Regions from separate parts of the Homo sapiens genome. Here region 1 is linked to region 2. The links are chromatin loops, found by intact Hi-C in ENCODE. Cell type or tissue: B cell. All regions are shown on one strand. Each heading gives the region's core, and the rest is flanking DNA. Links, peaks and the distances in the headings are about the cores only.

Evidence for each region. Hi-C counts contacts between places; a loop is a spot of excess contacts. Peaks named below come from ENCODE experiments on the same cell type or tissue, not always from the same donor. Only the 100,000 strongest peaks of a DNase experiment are listed, where the experiment ranks them.
Region 1: a loop joins it to region 2, with 33 times the contacts of the local background. A loop is called at or near these places in 17 of 110 quality-filtered maps.

The regions. Positions count from the first base shown.
Region 1 is chr7:35,420,465-35,427,946 of GRCh38, reverse strand. No RefSeq gene overlaps it. Among named protein-coding and RNA genes, the nearest start is that of TBX20, 170 kb to the right of the region's middle. In B cell, for the core only: CTCF peaks have their summits at 2,666 and 2,872 (motif pointing left); a DNase peak (open chromatin) is centred at 2,856; H3K27me3 peaks cover 246 bases.
Region 2 is chr7:35,903,796-35,911,277 of GRCh38, reverse strand. It overlaps SEPTIN7 (septin 7), which reads right to left. Exons shown (of 14, transcript NM_001788.6): 14 at 4,168-7,024. The coding sequence ends at 6,985. Among named protein-coding and RNA genes, the nearest start is that of SEPTIN7, 110 kb to the right of the region's middle. In B cell, for the core only: CTCF peaks have their summits at 4,429 and 4,631 (motif pointing right); a DNase peak (open chromatin) is centred at 4,667; H3K27ac peaks cover 1,253 bases.

The DNA of each region.
Region 1 (7,482 bases), core at 1,634-4,133, 480 kb after region 2:
ATCCTGTAAGTTTTGGTGTGTAGCATGTTCATTTTGATGAATCTCAAAATATTTTCTAATTTCCCCTGTGATTTCTTTGACTCATTGGTTTTGTAGAAATATATTATTTAAGTGCCACATATCTGTAAATTTCCTTCTGTTATTAATATGTTGTCTTTTTGTTGTTATTATTGTTTGTTTATTTAGTGACTTCTCTGGACTAATTCTGTAAAGTCTGTATTTTTGTCATAGGTGGCTGTTGAAGTCTCTGCTCAGCTTAGTGGTCATCTGATTATTGGACAATTATTTTCTTAACTCCCTGGAAACAATAAGCCTCCAAATTTTTGCCAATGATTGACTCCCAATGTTTGCATGTTAGGGCACACATTCAATTCTCAGCAAAGTGGTTGGAAACTCTGCCTTAGCCTTCATTTCCTGCTTGTGTAGAGCCTACAGGTCAGCCAGAGGTGAGAACTTAGGGCCCTTTCTGGTGTTTCCTGAACATGTGTACAGCCTAATATGTGTGTGTAGTCTTCCAGATTCCCTTGAACGTGTTGGAGTTTTTCAAATCCCCTATGACCATCTAATTTCCCAGTTTTCCTTTAAAGTTTTTGGTTTGTCTATTGTTTTTTCCAGCTGCTATTCTCTGCCTCAGGCAGCCATGAAGTTAAACAACTGCCTGTAACCAATGCCCCTTGGAGAAAAGGATTTTTGTTTGTGGGGGATAGGGGTCTGGAGGCTTTTTGCACTGGCTGAGCTCCAAAACAGGTTAAATAAAGACAACTTTGTCAGGGAAGTCTTCCAGGGAACTACCAGACAGGGAAAATTATGGTAATTCTTGCAAAAAGATGCTTTGAAAGAGCTCCAGCCTCCATTTGGTGACTGCTAGCCTGCTGATTTTCACAATGATTATGGGTAGTTATTTTTCAAGGCTACTGCAGGGCAGGGAGAGCTGAGACTAGGACAAGACAAAATGCTACAAAGCTTGCTGTTCTTACCAAGATTCAGATATTTTGTTCTTGAATATATACCCCACTGCTTGTTGTAAACCTTTATTTAATTTTTAGAGCTCTGAAAAAGTTGATTCTGATCATTTTTGTCAGATTCCTTTGACGGAGGAAAGAATTTTCAGAGGTCCTAACTTCACCATTTTTTTCAGACATCACCCAAGGTTGACATTTTATGCAGATAATCACAAATTATACTTTTCCAACAGACAAAACAAGACCAAGATAGAAAAGAAAATCACTCAATCATCCAACCTAAGTACTCCAGCCTTAGTCCATAGTAAAATAAGAAATACTACATGGATACTACCTGAACATGGAGGAAGGCTAACTACATGTTTTCTTAATTATTTGCATTTCATGAAGGCTACTTGCCTAGGATCAATGTGGATGGCTATTGAGAAAATATTAAAGACACTGAGATGAGCAAAGAGGGTGAGTCCTCTCTTTGGAAAGAGATGGGAGCCTCACATAATTTGTCACGCCCTCTGCAGTGTTCACTCTTCCTATCAGGTGCATACTTCCCTGGAATCAGTCAAAGCCTCAGGGGGTAGGGGGAGGTAGCGGAATACTGTTCTTTCCTCCTCCAGTCTCTCCCCTGCTCTGTGTCATCTCCTCCTCACTCTGTCACCCAAGGACCTAATGCCCCACTTCACCCTTCAACTGAACAAACCTAATCTCTAGAAAGGTACTTCTTCTGTATCCCACATTTTAGCCTTAGAAAACCAGCCCCACCTTGTCCTATTGGAATGAAGTTAGCTTTTACAAACCTCAGCAGTTCCTGAGTAATCTACTGCATGTCCCTTGTCCTGACAAAGGATTTCTCAGACATAGCTGAGAGGTGTGTTTTCTTTTATCGGCAAGAAAACTTACTTATTTTTTCTCTGATGCCCTTTGATTTATTTCCATTGAACACCTATAAACAATTCACCACCTCAATGCTAAGCACATTTATAGACTAATTCAGTATTTCTGAGGCCTTTTGTAGGCATCTCATATCTGCTCCTTGAGTAACAGAGGCAGCTGGGGCAGATTAAATGCAGTAATTCCTGTGAAATAAATTAGAATTTCTTGGATTCCCTATGAGTACAAATTATTTTGCTCTATCTTGTTATTTTAAAGGAAATAGTAAATGTCCTATTTGTGTGGCACCTGTGGATTTTTTTCTCAAAGGAGAAGGTGCAGATACACCTGAGTGCTGCCTTCTCTGTTTTACTACTCAAAGCATAAACATTGAAGACTTTTTAAAGACAGTCAATAAAGAACAATAGTTTAGTGTGCTGACATATGCTTTTTGCTTGTTTGTTTTGAGACAGGATCTTGCTCTGTCATTCAGACTGGAGTGCAGTGGTGAGATCTCAGCTCACTGCAACTTCCATCTCCCAGACTCAGTTGATTCTTGTGCCTCCACCACCTAAGTAACTGAGACTACAGGTGTGCACCACCATGCCTGGCTAATTTTTTTGATGTTTTTTGTTGAGACAGGGTCTTACTATGTGTCCCAGACTGGTCTTGGCTTCCCGGGCTCAAGTGATCCATCTGCCTTGGCCTCCCAAAGGCTGAAATTACAGCTATGAGCGTGCCCAACTGTAAACTGATATATGTTATTAGAATCTGCACCATATCCAAATGAACTTTAATTTTCTTCCACTCTTCAAGTTTGGAGGAAGAAACACATCATTTTTATTGCTGGTGTCAATTTTTAAGAAAAAAATTTCACTTTAACAAAACCAGGATTTTAAGATGAAAACAAAGTAGAATCAAACAAAAAGAAACAACAATTGCCACCCAGCTCCCCCGCTCAAGGAAAAACACCTGTGCCGTTGCTCAGCCACAGGATCAGTCCAGGCCTCCTGTGGCCACTAGCTGCAGTGGTTGGTTGTGTGCACTGCACTGCCCTCTGCTGGGTGGGCCAGCTCACATCTTACTTTTTTTTTTTTTTTTTTTTAATTGTGGTAAGAGTGCTAAACAAGAGATCTACCCTCTTGACAGATTTTTAAGTGCACAATACAGTATTGTTAACTATGGGCACAAAATTGTTCAGCAGATCTCTAGAACAAATTCATCTCATATAACTGAAATTTTATACCAGTTGAACAGCAACTCCCTGTTTCCCCCTTCTCCCACCCCCTGACAACCACCATTCTACTTACTGTCTGTTTCTATTAATCTGACTACTTTAGACACCTAATATGAATGAAGTCATGCAGTTTTTTCCCTTCCGCGGCAGGCTTATTTCACTTGGCATAACGTCCTACTGGTTCATCCATGTTGTTGCATATAGCAGAGTTTCCTTCTTTTTTAAAGCTGAATAATATTTCGTTGTATGGATATACCACATTGTCTTTGTCCATTTATCTGTCAGTGAACATTTAGGTTGTTTCCACATCTTGGCTATTGTGAACAGTACTGCAATGAACACAAAGGCTCACATCTTAATTCCATCTCCTCTGAGGCTTTTATCTGGAGTGGCCCATTTGATCTCTGCATTTGCCACTGTAGAGCCTGGGGCTTTGTAGTGGGACTAGGAGCTCCCATATACCCTATATCCATAAAAGTATGCTGCATTGCTTGTCAGGGCAAGGACCCTCCCTCTACCCTCCACCCAAGGATGAGACAGAAAGGGAGAGGACTTCAGCAATATTCATTATTGCTGATGAAGGTCACTGGGGTTGTAAAAGAAGGAGAAAGACTAAGACCGAGAAAGTCTGATGAGGGTTATGCTGGAGGTATTTGGGAGTGACAAGAAGGGAAGTATAATTTCAGAGGCCTGGCAATAAAGCACTGGAGAAAGGATATTTGGAAAATAACATTGGAAAGGGGCCCTTCATATCAAGCCACGAGAACAGGGCAGTAGATATACCCTGCTACCTCCTTGCTGGACAAGTATGTACCACAAATGAATCAGGCAAGTCCTTAAGGAATATCTAATCTACAGGGAAAACGAAACATGTGGACAGAAAACTCTATTCCAAGGTAGAAGTTTGTGTTGCCAGGGAGCCATGATTAATGTGTTCTCAGAGTTTAGAAGAGGAGAAAGCCCATGTGGCTGGGGGAGGATAGGAGAGGCCTCGTGGTGAAAGTAGGATTTTAGTGCAGACTTGATGAGCAAGGAAGACTGGATATGGAGAAGACCAGTCTTTAAAAGCTGTTTAGTTCTCATTTTAGTTCCTTAAAAAGCAAACTTTCAAGGGTAGATAGAGGGTGTGGGGAGGGAGAGGTCTAACCTCACTTTCTGAAATGGAATTTTCATGTAATAACCAATAGATCCTTTCACTGTAAAGATTTATGTCAAAATAAACATATGTAGTGGTAACTTTTGAAATTAGCTTCTCCAAATCAGTCTTAGATTTAAATAATTTAGAGGAACACGGATGTTATGGGCTGATGTGTGTCACTTGCCCCAAATTCCTGTGTTGAAGTCCTAACCCCCAGTACCTCAGAATATGGCTGTATTTGGAGATAGGGTCTTTAAAGAGGTGATTAAGGTAGAATGAGGTTTTATGGGTGGGCTCTAATCCAATATGACAAGTGTCCTCATAAGAACAGGAGATCAGGACACAGACTGAGGGGCAACGATGTTAGGACCGCAAACTGGGGAGAGAAGCCGCAGAAGCTATCAACCCTGCCAGCACCTCAGTTTTGGACTTCCAGCCTCCAGAACTGTGAGAAAATATATTTCTGTTATTGAAGCCACCCAGTCAGTGGTACTTTGTTATGGCGGCCCTGGCAAACCAATACAATAGGCATTACGGATTCATAAAACACAAAAACTTACTCCTGCGTTAAAGCTGGGAAACAATAGGCTCAGCCCTAGGAACAATCACTTGGATATTCCAAATGAGTATTTTCTTAAATAACAGGGCAGTCTGGATTGTCTTCCAAGTTGTTTGATTAAACATAGTAATATGTCCAACCAGAAAACCCCTAGCCATATTACAACAAACTAGTTGCTAGGATTTCTGTGTGATTGAAACTCTTTGACTTTTCAACCCATTGTTACTGCACGCGGAGACATACTCACTGTTCACCCTGGACTGCCAGATGATGTACTCTGTGTGAGTGTCAAGACTATTTTTACTATTGAATGTCACCTTTTGTGGCAGTCCATGTTTCTAGTTGCAAAGCAACCAAAATCCACTCTGACTAGTTTAAGCAGGAAAAGAATTTATTAATGAATATGAAGGAACTCACAGAATTGGGGGAAGGGCTAGAGAGAGGGACCTGAAGCTCAGCTCCTAGGAGCAACACCCAAACTCTGAACAGAAAATGGCCTGGCAAGAAAATCATTGTCTCTGACACTGCTGAATACCTAGTGCCAGAGATTCAGCTTTACTGCACCAGTTTTTCCATCCCTTTTGAGGACATTTCTGCAATAGGATCTTCCATGTGGAAGTCTTTCCCAGGTACAACTGACTGATGAACCCACAGGACAAATGTTGTGTCCTGGGTATGAAGGAGGCAAGTAACTTCATTTCCAACTTCTATATTGGGAGACATGGATATTTCAGCTAATAAAGGGAGGTTATTTTAAAGATGATGGGAACTAAAACTACCATTTGATCCCGCAATCCAACTACTGGGTATCTACCAAAAGTAAAAAATTATTACTAAAAGATACCTGCACTTCATTGCAGCACTTCTCACGATAGCAAAGATACAGAGTCAACCTAAGTGTCCCTCGACAGATGAATGGAAAAAGAAAATGTGGTATATATACACAATGGAGTACTATTAAGCCACTAAAAAGAATGAAATCATGTATTTTGCAGCAACATGGATGGGACTGGAAGCCATTATCCTAGGTAAAATAACTGAGACACAGAAAACCAAATACTGCATGCTCTCACTTATAAGTGGGATCTAACTAATGTTTACACATGGACATAGAGTATGGAATGATAGACAATGGAGACTGGAAAGGGTAGGTACTTGGGGGGTGGGGGGTTATGATAAGAAATTACTTAATGAGTACAATGTACCTTATTCAGGTGATGATTACCCTAAAAGCCCAGACTTCACCAGTACTCAACTACAAGTGTAACAAAATTACACATGTACCCCATCAGTTTATACAAATAAAAATAAACAAAAGTTGATGGGCAAGAAAGACTATAACAACTGCCCACTTCAAGTTTGGGGTTCTTCATTACTACTACGATGCTATGATTTTTTTGATGTTTAAGCCTTGAAAATAACAAAATTCATGTTGGACAAATTGAATGAGGATCCAGGCTGACAAGTCAAATATTGTCAATCAAATCCTCATCAAAATTTTATACAGAATTTCCTGCAGTTGATACATGTTCAGTATTCTTGGAAAATTCAAAAAGCATTTGTTGAGGAGTGAATAAATATTATGTAAAGTGTCCCTTCCGTTAATGAGAACACCAAAAACTATTAGACCCCAAATGGTTGGGCTGCAGTTCAAGATCCTTATTCTCATGCCCCCTAATGGTGTCTACTTTCTTACCCAAGAATATAGCTTCTCTTTTGCAATGGTGGTCTTGTTTCCCAATAGGACATTTGGGACGCATGATTCTGATAAAGAATCTTAGTAATTGGTTTTGGGCACAAGAAGCTGCTAGCTGGAAGCTCAAATATTAAAATGGTCATCTTGATGGTCGGTGAGGACAAGGGAACAGAATGTTTAAAGCTGGGATTATTCCAGAAAAGTATGATAGAGTCATGGTGCAGACCCATGGTATAATGGGTATAAGATTTGCTTTCAAGAGATGTTTTACAGGCATTTGTTGATTCATTCATGCATTCATTTTTTATTTTAACAAATATATATTGAGCACCTACTGTGTGCCAGACACTGAACTAAGCCCTTGTAGCATGTTCCACAAAGATTTTGCAGTCCAATAGCATCAGGCAGACAGCTAAGTAAAACAATGCAGCAAAAGTAGCTCTGGGAAGTAAATCTACAAGTCTGATTAACCACACACTGCGTTATAATTTAACAACAAAAAGTGAACTATAATTCTTTCTTAATTTGCTACGGAATATAATCACAAAAAGTCATGTATCAGTATCTCAGTCCCAGTGCATACTGGAACTCCATTAAGAGTGTTTGGAAGTCCACTGCCTCTGCGCTTCCGTTTGAAGACTTTGTTAGTTTCACTTTGCAAGCAATAAAATGTCAATGCATATCTAGAGCCCTGGATAGAAGATTCCACATAAATACAAAGGAAAGTAGCATGATTTCATTAGCTTGTATACAGAACAGACTTTTAATGAGAATTTCTCTTAGTTCAGTCCTTTCCCCCTTCTCTCTCAGGCATCTAATCATTTTCAATGACTTTTTCAAAACAAAACAACTTATATCTTAAAACCTGTGTGAAATCTTTAAGAAAGATCCCTTTCCAGTATTCCTACTGCACTTTGTTCATCTCTCTATGGGAGCAGGCATCATCTTATTTGATGTGTGTAGTATTTATTTTATTTTTGTCTGTCTACCACTGTACACCATGCATCCTTTTTCTATCCTTGG
Region 2 (7,482 bases), core at 3,205-5,704:
TAAGTATAATTGTTCCCTGTGTCAGCCCTTATTGAAGGAATACTCACAGCAGTGGTGATTACCGCTATCATAGCTACCATTAAATTACTCATTGTGACTGGTTGTCCTGCTTTCTTCAGGTTTTCTTCTGCCATCTGTGGCAGCTTCTTGGTCTGTCCCCAGGTGGGTGGCTGTGTTTGATGGGTGTTGCTCGTGACAGTTGGGGTCCTCCTCAGCATCAGTCTTGACATGGCTGCAACCAGGGGGGTCCTCAGGATCCTTCCAGAATCTCTTCCTTGGCATCTGGTTCATGATAAGGTTTCAGGTGTCTTGATGGTATCCAAATCGACTGCTGGTTCTGGCCTGGAGAAACACAAGCATAGCCTGTACCCCAAGTTATTATTTTACCTATTTCTCAACTTTTTGTTATCGGGTCTCTCCACCAAACCAGTTGTTCTGCTTCTGTCTTTGCAGCTGGTTTCTGTAGATGCTGTTCAGCTACTGATAACATCTGGCCTTTCAGCAGGCTCAAAAAATTTGAAGTTAATAATGCTAGATTCAGTTGTATATGGGCTGTCCCGTAATCCCTGTTTCTCCCCCTTTTTTGTTTTTGTCATCAGTTATTCATCTGTTTGACATTGTAACTGAGCATTTTTAATTAACTGTGTGGAATGAACCACATATGAAGAATCAGAAATCACATTAATAGGCATATTAAAAGCAGTCAATACCTCAATTACAGCTACCAGCTCTGTTTTTTGAGCTGAAGTATAGGGCATCTGGAAAACTTTAGTTTTTGAACCAGAATAAGAAGCTTTACCATTACTAGACCCATCTGTAAAAACATTATCAGCACCTTCAATTGGTTTAAATTTAGTTATTTTAGGGAGAATCCAATTAGCTAATTTCAAAAACTGAAATAGTTTCATTTTAGGAAAATGATTATCAAGAATACCCAGAAAGTCAGCTAAATGGGTTTGCCAAATAAGACTATTTATAAAAGCTTGCTGTATTTGTGCCACCTTTATTTAGTACGCCCGCTCTTGTACAGCTCCTTCATGCATTGAACAGGACTAAGCTGCATTAGCAATAGCATATTGGGAAATCATGTGTGTGACTCTCAGAGCTGGGTCATAAAAGCCATGTGGCTTATGCCTTGCTCTCTCTTGGATTACTTGCTCTAGGAGAAAGCCAGCCACCATGTCACAAGGCCACTCAAGCAGCCCTGTGGAGAGGTCCATGTGGCAAGGGGCTGAGGCCTCTTAACGTCAACTTGCCAGTGATGTCAGTGAGCCATCATGGAAGCAGATCCCCCAGCCCCATTGAAGCCCACAGTTGACTGTAGCCTCAGCCAACATCTTTACTGCAAGGCACCCTGCCAGACCACCCAGCTAAACCGCTTAATTCCTAACCTGCAGAAACTAAGATAATGAATGTTACTATTACAGATTGTTGTGGTTTAAATTTTGTTGCCAGGATTGAGGGGCATTTATTGTGGAACAATGGATAACAAATACAAATGTTATGGAATCACACCGTGATATTTTAGCTTGCTTGTTTTTATAAAGAGGTGGAAATGCCCATGTCATAACCTTCTCAGGAGCTCTAGTTCACAATCTATGTGAATGCTCTGTATTTGGCACACAGCAAGTACTCCACAAACACTTGTTGCAGCACTTTTCAATTTTGTTTCCTTCCCTTAGACTTCAAAGTGAGTTCTCTCTCCCTTGATAGGCAGGTATTTTTCCCAGTTTGAATACTGTCTAAAACATTCGCATTTGGTGGGATGAGTTCATCAGTTCTTACAAGTTGGAGAAAAAAACCTATCTCCTTTTCAGGACATGAGCTATAATCAGGCCAATCATACCTGAATGGAGACTACAGAAAGTGGATTTTTATCAGCGGCCTCCATTCCATCTTCCAAAGCACCTGACTCTTAGGGATGGGGTCTAAATAGGCACTAATGAGGTGGAGATTTGAGAAAATGCCAATTTGAGTTCCTGGCACCTCTGCCCAGCAATAAAAAGGTCTAAGGAAGATTTCATTTGTGTCTGGGTGAGAGAACTGTGTTCCCAAAATATTGAATACAACATTTAGTTTTGTTTTTTAACTTTATCAGGGTAAGCCAGAGATTTGTATAATCACATTGAGAGTTATCCCTAAGGAAAAAAAAATTGGACAGCTCCTATTATGTCCCACCGATATATTCCGACTTCTGAAATGCAGGGAAAACAGCTCACATTAACACCAGGGGCCATGCCAGAGTGCTCATTACTTCACTCACCATTTGCCAAGTTGCTTAAAACTACTGGCTTATCCAAGACACAGGGAACTTTTCTGTGCTACGCTAGAGTACAGCATATATTTAAATATGAAAGAGATCATTAAAAATTCAAAGACAACAGAATTAAATGAGGGGTAAAAAAGTTGTATGCCTTTGCCAGAACAAGTTAGTTTGGTATCCCCACACTTGGGTGAGAGCCAGCCCCTCACCCAGGGGAATCTGTGCTCTACTTACGTGCAAATCTCCCGGTGAAATGCTGCTCCCTTGCAACACACTTGGACAAAAGGGAGCTAAGCGGGGTGGCCCACCTCGAAGAGAGAACAAAGAGAACAAAAAGGAAGTTTGTTGGTAGTGTCTGACTACCCCCCCTCTGCTAGCCTCCTCATCTATGCCACATCTTCACAAACCTCTGCTCTCAGAGGTGTCAGCTACTGCCTCTTCCCACCCCCATAGGGTTTCAGAAAGCCTGAGTGGCATTCGATTTCGGCAGGTCCACAAACAGCATCTAAAAGAGGTTCCGTGTGGCCAATAGGGTTTCAGGCTACCCTTTTTGAGAGCCTGGCGCAGAACAAGGTCTCCTTTCACTTGACCCTCCTTTGCCAATACAAGGCTGTTTGGCTGGGTCCAGCACCCCATGGGGCAAATGTTCAGGCCAAGAATAGTCTTCATTCTTCCCATGAAGCTTTCAAAGTCTTCTAAAGAACACAGGAAATTGTCAGCCTCTATTTTCTGCTGAAAATGGCTGACACTAAACTTTGAACATTCTGTGGATGAATCCCAAATTATGGGAACCAAGTTTGCTTGAAAAGCAGCAAAAGTTTTCATTAAAGATGAGAGACTCTGATAAACCATCTCGGCATTACTTACAAAGAATGGTGTATTTTATAACTCCAATTACTAACACCTTTCCTCTTTTGACCAAAATTACCTTATTTCCATGGAAGTAACTCCAAAAGACTATCTCTGTGCACAAAGAAGCAGATCCAGAGACTTACCATGGCACCATGCACATTTCCTAAAAATAAACCGTCACTAAAACTGAGAAGAAATACTTTTTGGTCTGTCATGACCCCAGCAGATTGTCACATTCTCGAGGTCTGGACACCTTAACGTGTGCAGTCACAATGTAATCCTCACTCCAAACCAGCAAGGAAGGCATGGGGTCTGTTTTATAGCTGAGAAAACATTCATAGAAGTTACATGCCCAATTCACAGAGTTGGGGTCTAAACTGAGACAATTAGCATGTCTGGTGCTTTCTGCTTCTCCAGGCTGCCTGGTGGCCAGCTGCCCCTCTTAATCAGGGAGCATCTGCTCTGTGCTAACAACTCTGTAGAAGATCATGCTTCAGAAATGTGGCAGTGTAGCAGACCAGGTACTTGCAAGGCGTAATATTTAAGCACAGGCCCTGGTGTAACTAAGACCAGTTCAAACTCTTGTTCTGCCAGTTACCACCTATTGAATAAGCTACTAAACATCTTAAACCCTCAGTTTCCTCATCCTTTTGCAGATGAGGAAACAGGGTTTAAGATGTTTAACTTATTCATTTATTAGATAATGTATTAATAAGTTACCTTAAGAGATAACTTACCCAATTGTTATCATTAAGGATTAAATAACACATGTAACTACTTAGGTTACCATCTGGAACAGGACAGTTATGGGAAGTTTTTATTACAAAAGGGGCAGGTAAAATTCTGGATGAAGTACAAGGGCTTACATTTGCAAGCTTATTATTAGAAAGGACTTCGATTTACTGGTGTGGCAAATTTTCCTTTCAGATCAAGTAGGACACCACAGCAGTCTTCACTAGGACCTTCCTTGGTGATTCAACAATAACTATTAACTATCCACATACTGCCTAGATCGATGGCCTCCAACGTGCAAAGTAATAATTCATTGGAGCTTGGGGAAAGTGTAAACCTTTTATTTCACTCTTTCAAATTTTGTTCCATAATGTTCACATTAGTGTAGCAGTACATTTGTTGACACATATTTTCATTGTTCAATACATATAATTATGGACACATGCTCAACAAATATTTTTGTAAGGAAATAGCATCAGGTTTGGAGACCATGATCTAGATAACTGAGTCAACATTTCGCTCCTCATGCATTCATAGCTATCAAGCCGTCTTTCCTTTTTCCCCCTTACCTACCATATCCTGACTTCTACTCCTAGTTTCTCCAAGAGGACAAAACATATTAAGATGCGGTGGGTCAGAATGTGCAGGTGGTAATGTGACACCCAGCTAATGAGTCTGAGAGGCATGGGTATCTCCTCAGCTTTCAAGATTACAGCCTGAGCTACACAGAAATAAACTGTGCCCACTTAACTTGCTTGTGAACCTGATATGGAAGCAATGATATCCCATTCCACTAGGTGGCAGCAAAACTCTACCCACAAGGTGCCCAAGTGGTTCACTGGTATTATTAGTGCTTACTTGTTCAGCCCCACTTAATTAGCAGAAAGACAGTGGCTAACAGGATACTTAAATTACATAATGCCTCCAACAGTGGAGAACAGACACTGCCATTTTGCTTTCTACAGGCTGGCCTTTCCTTAGGCCTACCTGAATTTTACATGTATTGTGAATGATCTTCTCAGACATCCACAGGCCAAATGGCAAAAAGAACCTTCTGATATACCTAAGCCTGGAGTCAACAATCAAAAGTCCTAGTAAAGTTATATAGATCCTGTATCAGATTCAGGTAAAACCCTGGGCATGCCATGGATAAAGAAAGACTTCTGAAAGTTTTCATTAGGATGGTAGAATAATGAATGTCTTACAAATTTATTATTATAATACATAGAATTTTGAAATAGTATTTCCCAGAAGCAGTAGTACTTAACCAGTTCAGCAGGCAGTCTATATACATTTTTTACCTTTGCATTTTCCAAATTCAGTAGGTTATTGTTAGCCTCCCTAAAACCAAACAATTTTGGCTAGAGGTGTTAACCCAATCTCTCAAAACAAAAACTGAAAAAAATAAACACCCAAACAACAATCTCTCTGCTATTGACTTATAATTATTCCCTCCGCTTAGGTCATTAATTTTAAAAAGTAAATAGGGTAAAACATTTCAAGATAATAAACTAGGCTACATTAATTAATTTCTTACCTAAATTATGCATTACATTAAAATCTATGTCACTTGACCTTAAGAAAAGAAATGACACTACCCTCTTTACAGTTAAAAAAAATTTCAGTTTCCAGGGACTTGAGAGTATACCTAATCTGAATGAGTCAGAAACTGTTCTCAGAGGCCAGGCATGACGGCTCATGCCTGTAATCCCAGAACTTTGGGAGGCTGCAAAAAATACAAAAATTAGCCAGGCGTGGTGGTGCACGCCTGCAATCCCAGATACTCAGGGGGCTGAGGCAGGAGGACTGCTTGAGCCCAGAGGGTTGAGGCTGCAGTCAAGTCGTGTTTGTGCCACCGCACTCCAGCCTGGGCAATGAAGCAAGACCCTGTCTGGGGGAAAAAAAAAATGTTCTCAGAAAAATAAGCATACAAATGAGAGATAGAAATGAATAGAGAGATATGGTATCTCTTAAATTAGAAAATCAGCACATATGCATTCTAAATGAGACAAGCATATAAAAGATGTCATTGTAGAGGAGGCAAACTTAAGCTGAAAAGTTTCTTCCCAAACATACTCTACTCTTGTACATCGACTGTAGGATATTTAAGACCTCACACAATATTACATCACAACATCGTTTATTATGTGAATTTTTTACAATACAAACAAAAAATACAGAAATGCAATATATGAATACAGCTAAATGCAGAATGGTGACTTTTTTCTCTTCAAGAGGCCATGATTCCCATTTCTAGTAAAATAAAGAGACTGCATATAGGTAGAAACAGGTTGGTCATTAGCTTCACAATTTTGCCTAGAAATGATCTATAAATGCATTTCCCCCCCTGCTACTTACCATAAAGTGTAAAAAGGGAGTTAAAGGAAAGTTTCCTTGTTGGTTCCTACCATATGAAAGATGCTATATTCTATTTTAGCAGTGCCAATATATGGAAAATATCTAAATTAAATGTTATTACAAAAATGAAGCAGTAATGAGATTCTGGCTAAAGAGGGCACTAAATGAGAATAATATATATTTAAAGAATCCAAAACAAACAAACAAAAAGACGTTGTTATAAAAAAGCTCTAGGTGCACAGTAAGCATATAGGGTTTTTTTTTTTTCCATGTGTATTTTTAAACAATGGAAGTGTCAAAAAATAGGGTCAACTGTGTTAGACTAAATTACATTATTGTATATGCTGCACTGAATGGAACCTTTGTATTGTAATTATCATAGAGAAGCACAGTTTGCATCATATTATGGCAATTTATCCTCAATGAAAATCTTCCAGAGTCCTTTTATTTTGGAATATCCTGTAAACAATCAAACCACCAGAACATGATTGTACAACAGTAAAATGTTCTCTTGCATTAAACTGAAGATATCTGTTTAATAAAAAAAGAAAATGTAGGAAAGGTACTTAGAGCTCTTACTTTCTAAGTACAGAACACCCTAGACAATTCAAGGCATCTTAATCTCCATCAAGAACAAAAAAAAAAATAATTTTTGTCATGCTGTTAAATCCATCATTATGGATAAAACTGGTGCAAATTGGTCAAACGGATCCAACAAACACTGATGTCCAAGCTGGCATATTGGCAACTAATACGTTAACTGGTGGTCAATAGAGAGTTTAAAAGATCTTCCCTTTCTTCTTGTTCTTTTCCAAGGTTCTAAAGGATAAAAGGAAAATAAGCAAGATGAGTAACCATTTTATAAACATGATAGACAACATGATAACAACAGCTAACCCAATTACAACAATGTTGGGATTTTCAGATACTACTTTTTCACTGAAAAAAATTAAAAGATTTAGAAGTAAACAGCTAAGACAATGTTAATCTATAATAGCATTTTCTTAGACAATCAAATATTTGACAAAACTCCAGGATAAGCAGTAAAAAAATAAGGCAAAACTCCATTTTAATATACAAGAACAATTCTTCCCAAATGAAACAGCACAAACTAAAAAGTATCAACTGGCAGCAAACAGGGTATTCTTTTTCCCCCACTGTCATTTGCATTTTGAAGTGCAATTGCTTTCACAAATCTATTTTCCTCTTCTTTGGGGAAAATGTTAACAGTAGGGTAGTGTAGTAGAACAAATGTCAAATCTGAAAATGTTTAGTAA